2 separate regions of the Homo sapiens genome follow, and region 2 is linked to region 1. The links are chromatin contacts, found by Hi-C or POLR2A ChIA-PET in ENCODE. All regions are on one chromosome and are shown on one strand. The core of a region is the stretch at or near the end of the contact, and the rest is flanking DNA. Distances in the headings are between cores, read along the strand shown.

Evidence for each region. A loop is a pair of places that touch in the nucleus more often than their neighbours do. ChIA-PET counts read pairs that join two places held with the same protein, here RNA polymerase II (POLR2A). Pooled maps may share reads with other maps.
Region 2: a pooled map shows a loop between it and region 1 (2.7-fold over the local background). The contact joins two enhancer-like sites. A Hi-C loop is called at or near these places in 6 of 168 maps with a recorded cell type or tissue (CD14-positive monocyte, CD8-positive, alpha-beta T cell, GM12878 and 3 more), 29 of 37 single-sample maps with no recorded cell type and 11 of 50 pooled maps. POLR2A ChIA-PET finds 5 or more read pairs at or near these places in 11 of 52 experiments (CD4-positive, alpha-beta T cell, CD4-positive, alpha-beta memory T cell, GM12878 and 8 more).

Annotation. Positions count from the first base shown.
Region 1 is chr3:46,910,745-46,916,002 of GRCh38, reverse strand. No RefSeq gene overlaps it. Among named protein-coding and RNA genes, the nearest start is that of PTH1R, 36 kb to the right of the region's middle. Within about 2 kb of position 2,047, at least 2 of the 41 ENCODE cell types and tissues checked have a DNase peak (open chromatin) inside an H3K27ac peak, as active enhancers do.
Region 2 is chr3:46,957,678-46,962,935 of GRCh38, reverse strand. All of the region lies in intron 1 of CCDC12 (coiled-coil domain containing 12), which reads left to right. Among named protein-coding and RNA genes, the nearest start is that of CCDC12, 16 kb to the left of the region's middle. RefSeq lists enhancers at 1,822-2,323, 2,371-2,470. Within about 2 kb of position 2,620, at least 17 of the 41 ENCODE cell types and tissues checked have a DNase peak (open chromatin) inside an H3K27ac peak, as active enhancers do.

The DNA of each region.
Region 1 (5,258 bases), core at 798-3,297:
CGTCTTCTACAAAAATAAAAAATAAAAAAATTAGCCAGGCGGGGTGGTGCCTGCCTGTAGTCGCAGCTACTTGGGAGGCTGAGGTGGGAGATCATGTGAGCCTGGGAGTTCTGAGCGACAGAGTGAGACCCTGCCTCATAAATTAATAGAAACAAAGATTAATGGGACTAGAAAAGCTCTATCAAGCACAGGATCAACAAAAGAAAGTGGAGGTGGCAGGAGTGAGGCCAGGCAAGGGAGACTTTCAGAAGTGTCATTAGCTACACCACTGTACTGTGGAGCAGTGGGACCTCTCACCCACAGCCATAAGAGTGTGAAATGTGTAACCACGTTGGGAAAGTTGAACATGTGCACGCTGGGACCCATCAGTTGCGCTCTTAGTGCACTAGAAAACTTGCACATGTACACCAGGAGACAGGGACAGAAATGCTTGTAGAAGCATTGTTTGTAATAGCACGGGCACATGTGTGCACACACACACTAAATCAAAGCCAGAATGTGGTAATAATAAGTTGTCATTCTGAAAGTGTGATGTTCCATAGCTGTGAGAAGAGCTACAGTCATGTGCAACAAATGGATAGATGTTGAAAGAAGCAAGTCACGGAAGAAATAGAGTATGAGCCATTTGTGTGACGTTCCAAACAGGCGGAGTGAGACAATGTAAGGACACACGCAGGTGGTAAGGCCAGGGCAGAAGAGCAAGGTGGTGATCGTCAACTTCAGGCTTGTAGTTAGCTCTGGAGTGGGGCCCTTTGAGATAATGGCAAAGTGTTTTTCTTGGCTTGAGTGATGGGAATTTATTCTCTATATGTATTTATTTTTATACAACTTGCTGTATATGCTGTATTTCAACACACAGGCTTATTTTTTTTTCTATCTATCTATCTATCTATCTATCTATCTATCTATCTATCTATCTATCATCTATCTATCTTTATTTAGAGATGGATTCTCTGTCACCCAGGCTGGAGTGCAGTGGCACGATCTCAGCTCACTGCAACCTTCGCCTCCCGGGCTCAAGCAGCTCTCCAACCTCAGCCTCTCAAGTAGCTGGGACTGTGGCTGTGTGCTACCGTGCCTAATTTTTTTTTTTTTTTTGTGATGAAGTCTTGCTCTGTCGGCACGCTGGAGTGCAGTGGTGCGGTCTTGGCTCACTGCAACCTCCGCCTCCTGGGTTCAAGAGATTCTCCTGCCTCAGACTCCTGAGTAGCTGGGACTATGGGCACACGCCACCATGCCCAGCTAATTTTTGTATTTTTAGTAGAGAGGGGGTTTCATCATGTTGCCCAGGATGGTCTGTATCTCTTGACCTCGTGATCCGCCCGCCTCGGCCTCCCAAAGTGCTGGGATTACAGGCGTGAGCCCGCGCCATTTTTTAAATATTTTTAGTAGAGACAGGGTTTCACCATTTTGGCCAGGCTGGTCTCAAACTGACCTCAAGCGATCCTCCCGCCTCACCCTCCCAAAGTGCTCAGATTATAGGCATGAGCCACCGTGCCCAGCCTATTTTTTCTTTTTTTTTAAGAGCAGTTTTACTACATCTGCAGTTTGACTCCAGTGTTCTAGATGAGAACATCGAAGCTAAAGGGAAAAAATAACAACAGGCTACATGTAAAAATTTTAAGAGATTACCTACAAAGGAATTAGTTTCGCTTTTCATCAACAATAGATACCAGAAGACAGTTTTCCTAAGTGCTCAGGAAACAAATGTCAAGTCTGCTCAGTTACCATAAGTAGGGGCATGACAGACGTTTCCAAGCTTATGACACTAAGTGTTTACCATGTACTGATCTTTGCTGAAAGAACTAAAGGATGGGATGCTGAGCAAAAACCAGTCCGGGAGCGGGGAGTGGATATGGGAATCGGGACTGTTTGGCAGTCACCCACGACTGGGCTTAAGCAAGAAGGGGTTTTATTGTCTTGTGTTAAGTCCAAGGTGGTACCATGGCTCCCTGAGGCCACCAGGGATGTGAGTCCCTTCTGTCTCCCCAGTTGCCATCCTCATCTCCTCATGGGAGCTTCTGCCCCATCACAGATTCGAGGTACCGTTAGGAGGAGAAGGGCGAAGGGCAGGCCAGCTGAGGAAACCCTGGCTCCAACCCTGTCCACAGACCTGTCTTCACTTCGCATTGGCCATGACTGTGTCAGCAGCCGTGAAGGCACCGGATATGGGTGTTTTAAGCTGGGCACTTTGCCAATGAATTGAGACTGTCTGAGGAAGGTAGAAGATCCTGGGAATGCAGCCAGCAGTGAGCTACAGGGTGCAGGGAAGAGTGGTGTGCAAAGAGACTGGCAAACGCTGGAAAGACGGATACCATTGATGAGCCTCTAGGAAGACTGACAGAAAAGAGAAGTCAAATTACGAATATCAGCAATGAAATAAGGGCATCATACTCCACAGACATCAGAAGGACAGGAAGAGGACACTGTCAATAACTGTACCCACATCAATTCCACAGGTTGTTCAAAGGGGCCAGTTTTTTGAAAAGCACAAATACCACACCTCAGCCAAGATGAAATAGATAATTTAAATAGCTCTATAACTATTAAGGAAATTGAATTTATTATTTTAAAGCCTTGAAAAACCTCCAAGCCCAGGTGTTTCAATGGAGTATTGATAGGTTTAATGTAACTATTACCAAAAGCCCAGTTATTTTTTTTCTGGATATAAAGATTATTCTAAAATGTATATGGAAAGGCAAAGGAACTGGAATAGCTGAACAATTTTTAACTAGAAGAAAAAAGCGTAAGGAATACTACTCATTTCACTACCTATTGTGGGCTTACTTTACAGTAATAGCAGTCAAGATTGTGGTGTTGGTGGAAAAAGAGGCAGATCAACAAGACAATACACAAGCACAGCCAACTTTTTTTTTTTTGTTTGTTTGTTTGTTTGAGACACAGGGCACAGGGTCTTGCTCTACTCTACCCAGGTTGGAGTGCAGTGGGGAGATCTCAGCTCTCTGCAGCCTCAACCTCCCGGACTCAAGCGATCCTCCCACCTCAGCCTCCTGAGTAGCTGGGACTACAGGTGTGTACCATCACACCTGGCTACTTTTTGTATTTTCGGTAGAGATGGGGTTTCGCCTTGTTGCCCAGGCTGACCAACTGATTTTTGACAAAGGTGCAAAACAAATTGATTGGAGGAAGGACAGTCTTCAACAAATGGTGCTGGAGCAAAGGGAAATTCATAGGCAAAAAAGCAAACAAAAAAACCCAAGCCTGAACCTCAGATCTTATACAAAATTAACTCAAACTGTACTGTGGACTTAAATGTAAAATGTAAAACTATGCAATTTTAGAAGTAAACGAGAAAACCTTCAGGACCTACAGCTCAGTCAAGAGTTCTTGGACCTGAGATCAAAAGCACAATCCATAAAGAAAAAAATTGATAAATTTGACTTAAAAGTTTTTGCTCCAACGAAGACCCTGTTAAGAGAATGAAAAGCTACAAACAAAATATTTGCAAATCAAATAAAGAAGGACTTATATCAAGAATACATAAAGAACTCCCAAACTCAACGGTAAGACAAAACAAAACAAACAAAAAAACAATTAGAAAGTGGGCAAAAGACATAAAGAAATATTTCACTGAAGAGGATATACAGATGGTAAAGATGTTCAACATTACGAGCCATTACGGATATACCAGTAAAGATCACAATATCTTTTTTTTTTTGAGACGGAGTCTCGCTCTGTCGCCCAGGCTGGAGTGCAATGGCGCGATCTCGGCTCACTGCAAGCTCCGCCTCCTGGTTCACGCCATTCTCCTGGTTCACGCCATTCTCCTGCCTCAGCCTCCTGAGTAGCTGGGACTACAGCCGCCTGCCACCACGCCCGGCTAATTTTTTGTATTTTTAGTAGAGATGGGGTTTCACCGTTAGCCAGGATGGTCTCGATCTCCTGACCTCGTGATCCACCTGCCTTGGTCTCCCAAAGTGCTGGGATTACAGGCGTAAGCCACCGCGCCTGGCCCACAATATCTTTACACACGTATTCGAACAAATAAAAATAGTGATAAACGCTGACAAGAAAGTGGAAAAATTGAATCTCATACATTGTAGGTGGGAATGTATAATGGAACACCCACTCTGGAAAATAGTTTGTCCATTTCTTTAAAAACTTTACGTACACTTATCATATAGCCCAGTAGTCATGCTCCTGGGCATTTATCCCAGAGAAATAAAAACGAATGTTTACACAAAAATGCATATACAGATGTTCATAGCAGCTTTATTTGTAGGTTGCCAAAGGCTAGGGAAAAGGTCTTGTCAATAGGGGACAGGTTAAGCTCGGGTTCATCCGTACCATGGAATGCAACTCAGCAATAAAACAGGACCAAGGACTGACACCTGCCACAGCTTGGATGGATCTCAAGGGCATTATGGTGAGTGAAAACAGTAGGTATCAAATGGTCACATACTGTATGGTTCCACTTCTGTAACATTCTGACAGTGACAGAATTATAGAGATGGGGAACAGATTAGTGGTTGCCAGGGGTTAGCGATGGTGGGGACAGGTGACTCTAAAGGGGGTGGCTCCAAGGAGATCTCTGGAATGGTTGTGATGGAATACCTCTGTGTATCTTGATTGTGGTGGTGGTTACCTGTATCTATGCACCCGATGAAATGGAATAGAACTATACACACTGCACCAATGTCAGATTCCTGGTTTCGATATTGTACTGCAGCTATGGAAAATGTAACCAGGTGGAAACTGGGTGAATGTTACACAGGACTTCTCTGTACTTTTAAACTTCCTATCGGCTGGGTGCAGTGGCTCATGCCTGTAATCCCAGCAATTTACGAGGCTGAGGTGGGCGGATCACCTGAGGTCGGAAGTTCAAGACCAGCCCGGCCCACATGGTGAAACCCCATCTCTACTAAAAAAAACAAAAATTAGCTGGACATGGTGGCGCACGCCTGTAATCCCAGCTAGTTGGGAGGCTGAGGCCCGAGAATCACTTTAATCCTGATGGCAGAGGTTGCAGTGAGCCGAGATCGTGCCCCTGCACTCCAGCCTGGGCAACAGAGTAAGACTCTGTATAAAAACAAAAACAAAAACAAAAACAAAAACAAAACTTCCTATGAATCCGTATTTCAAAATAAAAAGGTTTAAAAAATACAGGTGGTGAGCAAAGAAACTGGTAAAACATGTTACTAAAATGTGTGTTTCTTTAAAGTATGCTTTCTCCATTTAAAACAAACATTCTGGGGTGTGGACTACAGTCTTCATCCAGGTGAGGATAGTTCAGAGTT
Region 2 (5,258 bases), core at 1,371-3,870, 46 kb before region 1:
TATTATGGATTGTGCTGCTCTTCCCAGTCTTGTACATGTCTTGGTGAACATATGTACCCATCTGTAGGATCTATGCCTAGGAGTGGAATTGCTAGGCCGTAGGGTGTATATAGGACAGATACTGTCAAACACTTTTGCAAAATGGCTCTACTATTTTGCACTCTGACCAGCACTGTATGGCGGTTCCTCTCTAATACTTGGTATAGTTAGTTTTTTTCATGTTAGCCAGGCTGGTGGAGGTATAGTGGCATCCTTTTGTGGTTTAAATTTGTATTTCCTACCTAATGAAGTTGGATTATCTTTTCATATGTTTATGTGAAGTGCCTGTTCATGTCTTTCACCTCTTCTCCTTTTTATTCAGTTGCCTGTTTTTCCTATTGATTTCTAGAAGTTCCTTATGTGTCCTTTGTTCTGTGTATGTGATGTGACTATCTCTTCTGCCTGCCTTGGCTTTGACTTTTCAGGCTCTTAAAATTAAATTTTTTTTTTTTTTTTTTTTTTGAGATAGAGTTTTGCTCTTGTTACCCAGGCTGGAGTGCAATGGCACAATCTTGGCTCACTGCAATCTCCGCCTCCTGGGTTCAAGCAATTCTTGTGCCTCAGCCTCCTGAATAGCTGGGATTACAGGTGCCCACCACCATGCCCAGCTAATTTTTGTGTTTTTAGTAGAGACAGGGTTTTACCATGTTGGCCAGGCTGGTCTTGAACTCCTGACCTCAGATGATCCACCCCCCTCAGCCTCCCAAAGTGCTGAGATTACAGACGAGAGCCGCCTCACCTGGCCCAAAATTGAATTCTTTGGCGAATAGTAGTTCTTAATTTTAATGTAGTTTATCATTTTTTTCTAATATCTTTTGTGGCCTGTTTAAGGAAATAGTTGCCTACATATAGGTCTAGATGATATTCTTTTATGTTATAATCTAGAAGTTTGCTTGTTTTACTTTAACCTTTAGACCTCTAACCCATCTCGAATTTACTTTTGTGTGGTGTGCGTAGGGATCAAGATTCTTTTTCTCCCCATATGGGTATCAGTGACTTGGCACTATTTGATATTTGACATTTGTGTTTTAGAAGAGTTTCCCGTGACTTAATTGGCATGCACTGTTTATGATCATGCTGTTAACCTTCCATAACATCCTGATAATTGTCATTGTACATATAGTAGTAGTAGTAGTAGCAGTGGTAGCTGCTAAAATATATTTGTTTTTTCATGCTTCTAAGTCCCAATTCATGCCACCCCTTCAGTGGACAGGCAGTTCCTTGTAGGCAGAGACAACTCTTAAACTTATTTTAACAAAACATTCAGACATTTCCTGGGTGCCCCATGGCACTGTAGTGGGTATGCTGCGTCCTGTGACTCTGAGCCCCTTAGGCTTTGTGCACTAGAGAAAAGACAACATGGACTCCCAGGGAAGACAAGGACCTGCTGAGCCAGGCCCTCCAGTGCTGGCCTCCTGACCTGCTAGCCAGACTCTGTCCATACTCTGGACCTACCGAGCCAGGGGTGTTCTGACTAGAAATATGTGTTACCTCCGATAGTTGCTTCAGGGTCAGTTGTTTCAAACTGGGGCTGTATGTTTTAAATGGTTTTTGGCTCTTCCATTGACCCTGCAGACATTGGGAGCAGCATGTGATTCTGTAGCACTAAGAATTGTAATACAGAAATGAAATGCAATTCATATTTTTGTTTCTGGAGAAGATGTCTCATATATCATCTTGGAATATTTTCTGTAACCTATCCCACATACCTCCAACCCACCTCCAGCGCATATACACATGCACATACAGCATGTACTCTCCACACCCAGCCCCCTGCCTACAGTGCATCCCACCTCCTTACACTCCCTTAACCTCACAACACCACCACACACCCCAGGCCCTACCCCACACACTTCCCCCCACAATAGTACCTCCCTTCTCCCCACACCCTCCCATTCCCTGCACACCTCCAACACTCCACAGCACCCCTCCACATGCCCCCAACCCACACCTACAAACCCCAACCCCTTTACACCAATACATATCTCATACACACCTCAAAACACACATAAGCAGCACCACCTTTATACCTCCATACCCACAATTTGCCTTTCCCTACACATACACCTTCAGCAGCTGAGACGGACTTGCTGTTTCTAAGCCAGTTGTTCGGAGATCTGGGAGACCCCATAGCGAGCTTGATAAGGCTCAGTCATGCCTGGCCCTCTTCCTTCCTTCGGAGCTTTCCCTTAAATTCTGGGGCCCTGGCTTCTCCCTGGTTTTGTTTTGGAGGGAAGCAACAGCTTGTATCCTTGAAAGAATTCCAAGAGGAAAAACAGTTGCTTCGGCAACGGTGCCCTGTGGCAGTAACATCCACACTCCTGGGCTGTTTTGATTCAGGGCTCTAAAGAGCTGCTCTGTCTAGAGAAAATGTGAGTGGCTGGAGCAGAAAACATTTGTCCTTTCAAGGACAGCCCCCCTCCCATTGTTTTCAGGGCAGGGCACCACTAGATTTCTTGCAGGGTAATTTGAATCCTGAAGAAAAAGCACCTGTGTTTGACATCATCTGGTTAAAGCAGGACTTTCCTGTCCTGGGCCCAGGAGTCCATGACTCAGGCAGCTTCCATCTATGTAGGAAGTGAGAGTGAATGCTGGGCTGTGTCTGGGGTGAGGAGTCAGTTTCCACATCTGGCTGTTACAAGTGTTATTGTTGAGGCCTCTCTGTGCACAGAGCCTGGGTGGGAAATGGGGTCAGTGAGGCTGGCCCTTGCCTCAAGCACGGTCAGGCTGGGGCCCTGTGGGAAGGCTGATCTGTGTACCCCCAGGTATAATACTGTATACTGCCATCCACGGAGGAGGGGCAGAGGAGAGCTGTCAGTGTCTTGGAGGGAGGGCATGGACAGGGGATGGGGGACAACACTTGCATGCATGTCGCGTGGAGGAGAGCGCTCAACCCAGTATCGATATACATACCCTGCTTTATCTCATTGGTTGGCTTATGAGTAGTGTCCCCATTTGGGCTTTGTCCCAGGCTGCATAACTCACAAGACAGAGCCTGAGCTGGTAGAGGTGCTGAGAAAACACTTGAGGGATTGAGTGGATGGCATGGAGAGTGATAGCTGTTTCCAGGTGTGAAAGAGGTGGAGGGATTTTAGGCAGAGGAGGGGCAGGAGCAGAACAGGCAGGCATGGAGGTGGTCTGAATTTGGGAAGATGATCTGTGGAAGGCCCTTCTTCCTTGCCACCTCCCTGTCCCCCCACACTGGCTAGCGTTTTCTGACTTGGATTCATATTCTCTGCACACGTGTAGGGTCTGCTCTTCTCAACTGTGGTAGCTCGAGGGCAAGGGCTGGGGCTTCCTCCGGGTGACACTGATGGCTGCTCTGGGTGAACTGAGGGAAGGAACAAGGCATGAATGTGGGGATCTGTTATGTGACCCCTTTGTCACGGGATGAGAGGGCCTCACCCCGAAGACACAGGTGAGAGTCTCAGGCTCCACCATCATCATCACTGTGGTTGGCGCCTACTGACTGAGGACGTACTCTGTGCCAGCCACAGTGTAGGGCTGTCACTCACATGCGTACCCTTAAGTCATGCCATCTAGCAGTTGAAGAAACTGCAGCTCTGAGAAGCTAAACTGGCCCAGAGTACCACAGTACACAGTTGTTAGTGCTGGGTATTGACTCCTCATGTGGTTCTGCTTTCTCAACCTTTCCATATGCTGAGCATGTGGATTTTTAAAAACGCTTTGTAGCTAAAGGAAGTGTGTGTAGGTGGGGATAAGACCTTGTGAAGCAGTATTTCCCCCCACAAAAAAATGTGCCAGTTCTGACTTGTTTAAATTTGGTTTAATTAGGATTTTTATCACTTGTAGATCACACCAGAGAGCAGACAGCTGTCTTACCTTTACTTCTCAGATTGTGACACTCCAAGAAGCAGCTGACCAGAGGTTAAAATAGCTTCTAGTCTAGGAGCTTCAGCACATTTTGTTGCTGTGTAAACCTCTGACTTGCCTGGAAATTGACTTGTAAAGAATTTTGCATTTCATACTGGGGTGCCTGATGCTGGGGTCTGGTATATTTCATGCTCAGCTGTGTGTTGGCATGGAGGGAATGGAGAGATGGCTCCTAGCTCAGGTAAGGGCCTTGGCTTACATCAGTGACTGGCCTTTGTGGTGGTCAGGAGAGTTGGGGAGGATGCTGGGACCAAGCTCATAGAACACTTAACAAACATCCCGAGTCTCAGCTCCTCCTTTCGCGGAGTGGGCATCACAACCTTTGCCCTGCCCTTATCTTGGGTTCTCGTTGGGGATTGGATGAACAATGGAATGTAACGCAACTTTGAGCTCTATAAAGTGCTGGATGCGTTTGTTCCAGAACCAAACCGAGGGTCGGGCTGCTTATTCCCTTGGCCCAATAACGAGATGCAGATGAACTGGGAGAGAAGGGAGTTTTTTTTATTTCTGCAGCTGGTTACAGGGAGAAGGCCTGGAAATTATCACCAGACCAATTCAAAATTACAAAGTTTTCCAGAGCTTGTATATCTTCTAAGCTATACATCTATGTGTAAATGTGCATTCATCTAAAGACTTAAATGATTAACTTCTTCTAGTCTATAACTAAGATCTGAGTCCTGAAGACCTTCCTCTGGACCCTCAGTAAGTTTACTTAATATAATGGGTCCAGGTGCTGGGGTGATTACCCTTATCTTGTCTCCTGCTAAATCATGGAGGTTTGGGGCGTTCCTTTTAGTCTCCCAATAAACTTGTTTGTGGAGGCCTGGGGAGTTTCTTCAGACCGCCAATAAAACTTATTTAATCCTAAACAGATCCTGTTAAGAATTCTTCGTTATCTTGTCGTGCTTCAAGGCTCAGGAAAGGCCTAGGCCAAACTCTTGGTGGGCTTTTGTTACATTCTAGCCTTTGTGTAAGGGCACTGGTTCTATTAGCTTTACATATATATGTGTGTGTGTGTGTGTGTGTGTGTGTGTGTGTGTGTATTTATTTTTTTATTTTTGAGATGGAGTCTCGCTCTGTTGGCCAGGCTGGAGTGCAGTGGCACGATCTCAGCTCACTGCAACCTCCTCCACCTGGGTTTAAGTGATTCTCCTGCCTCAGCCTCCCGAGAAGCTGGGATTACAGGCGCCTGCCACCATGCTCGGCTAATTTTTTGTATTTTTAGTAGAGACAGTGTTTCATCATGTTGGCCAGCCTGGTCTCGAACTCCTGACTTCAGGTGATCCACCCACCTTGGCCTCCTGAAGTGCTGGGATTACAGGCAT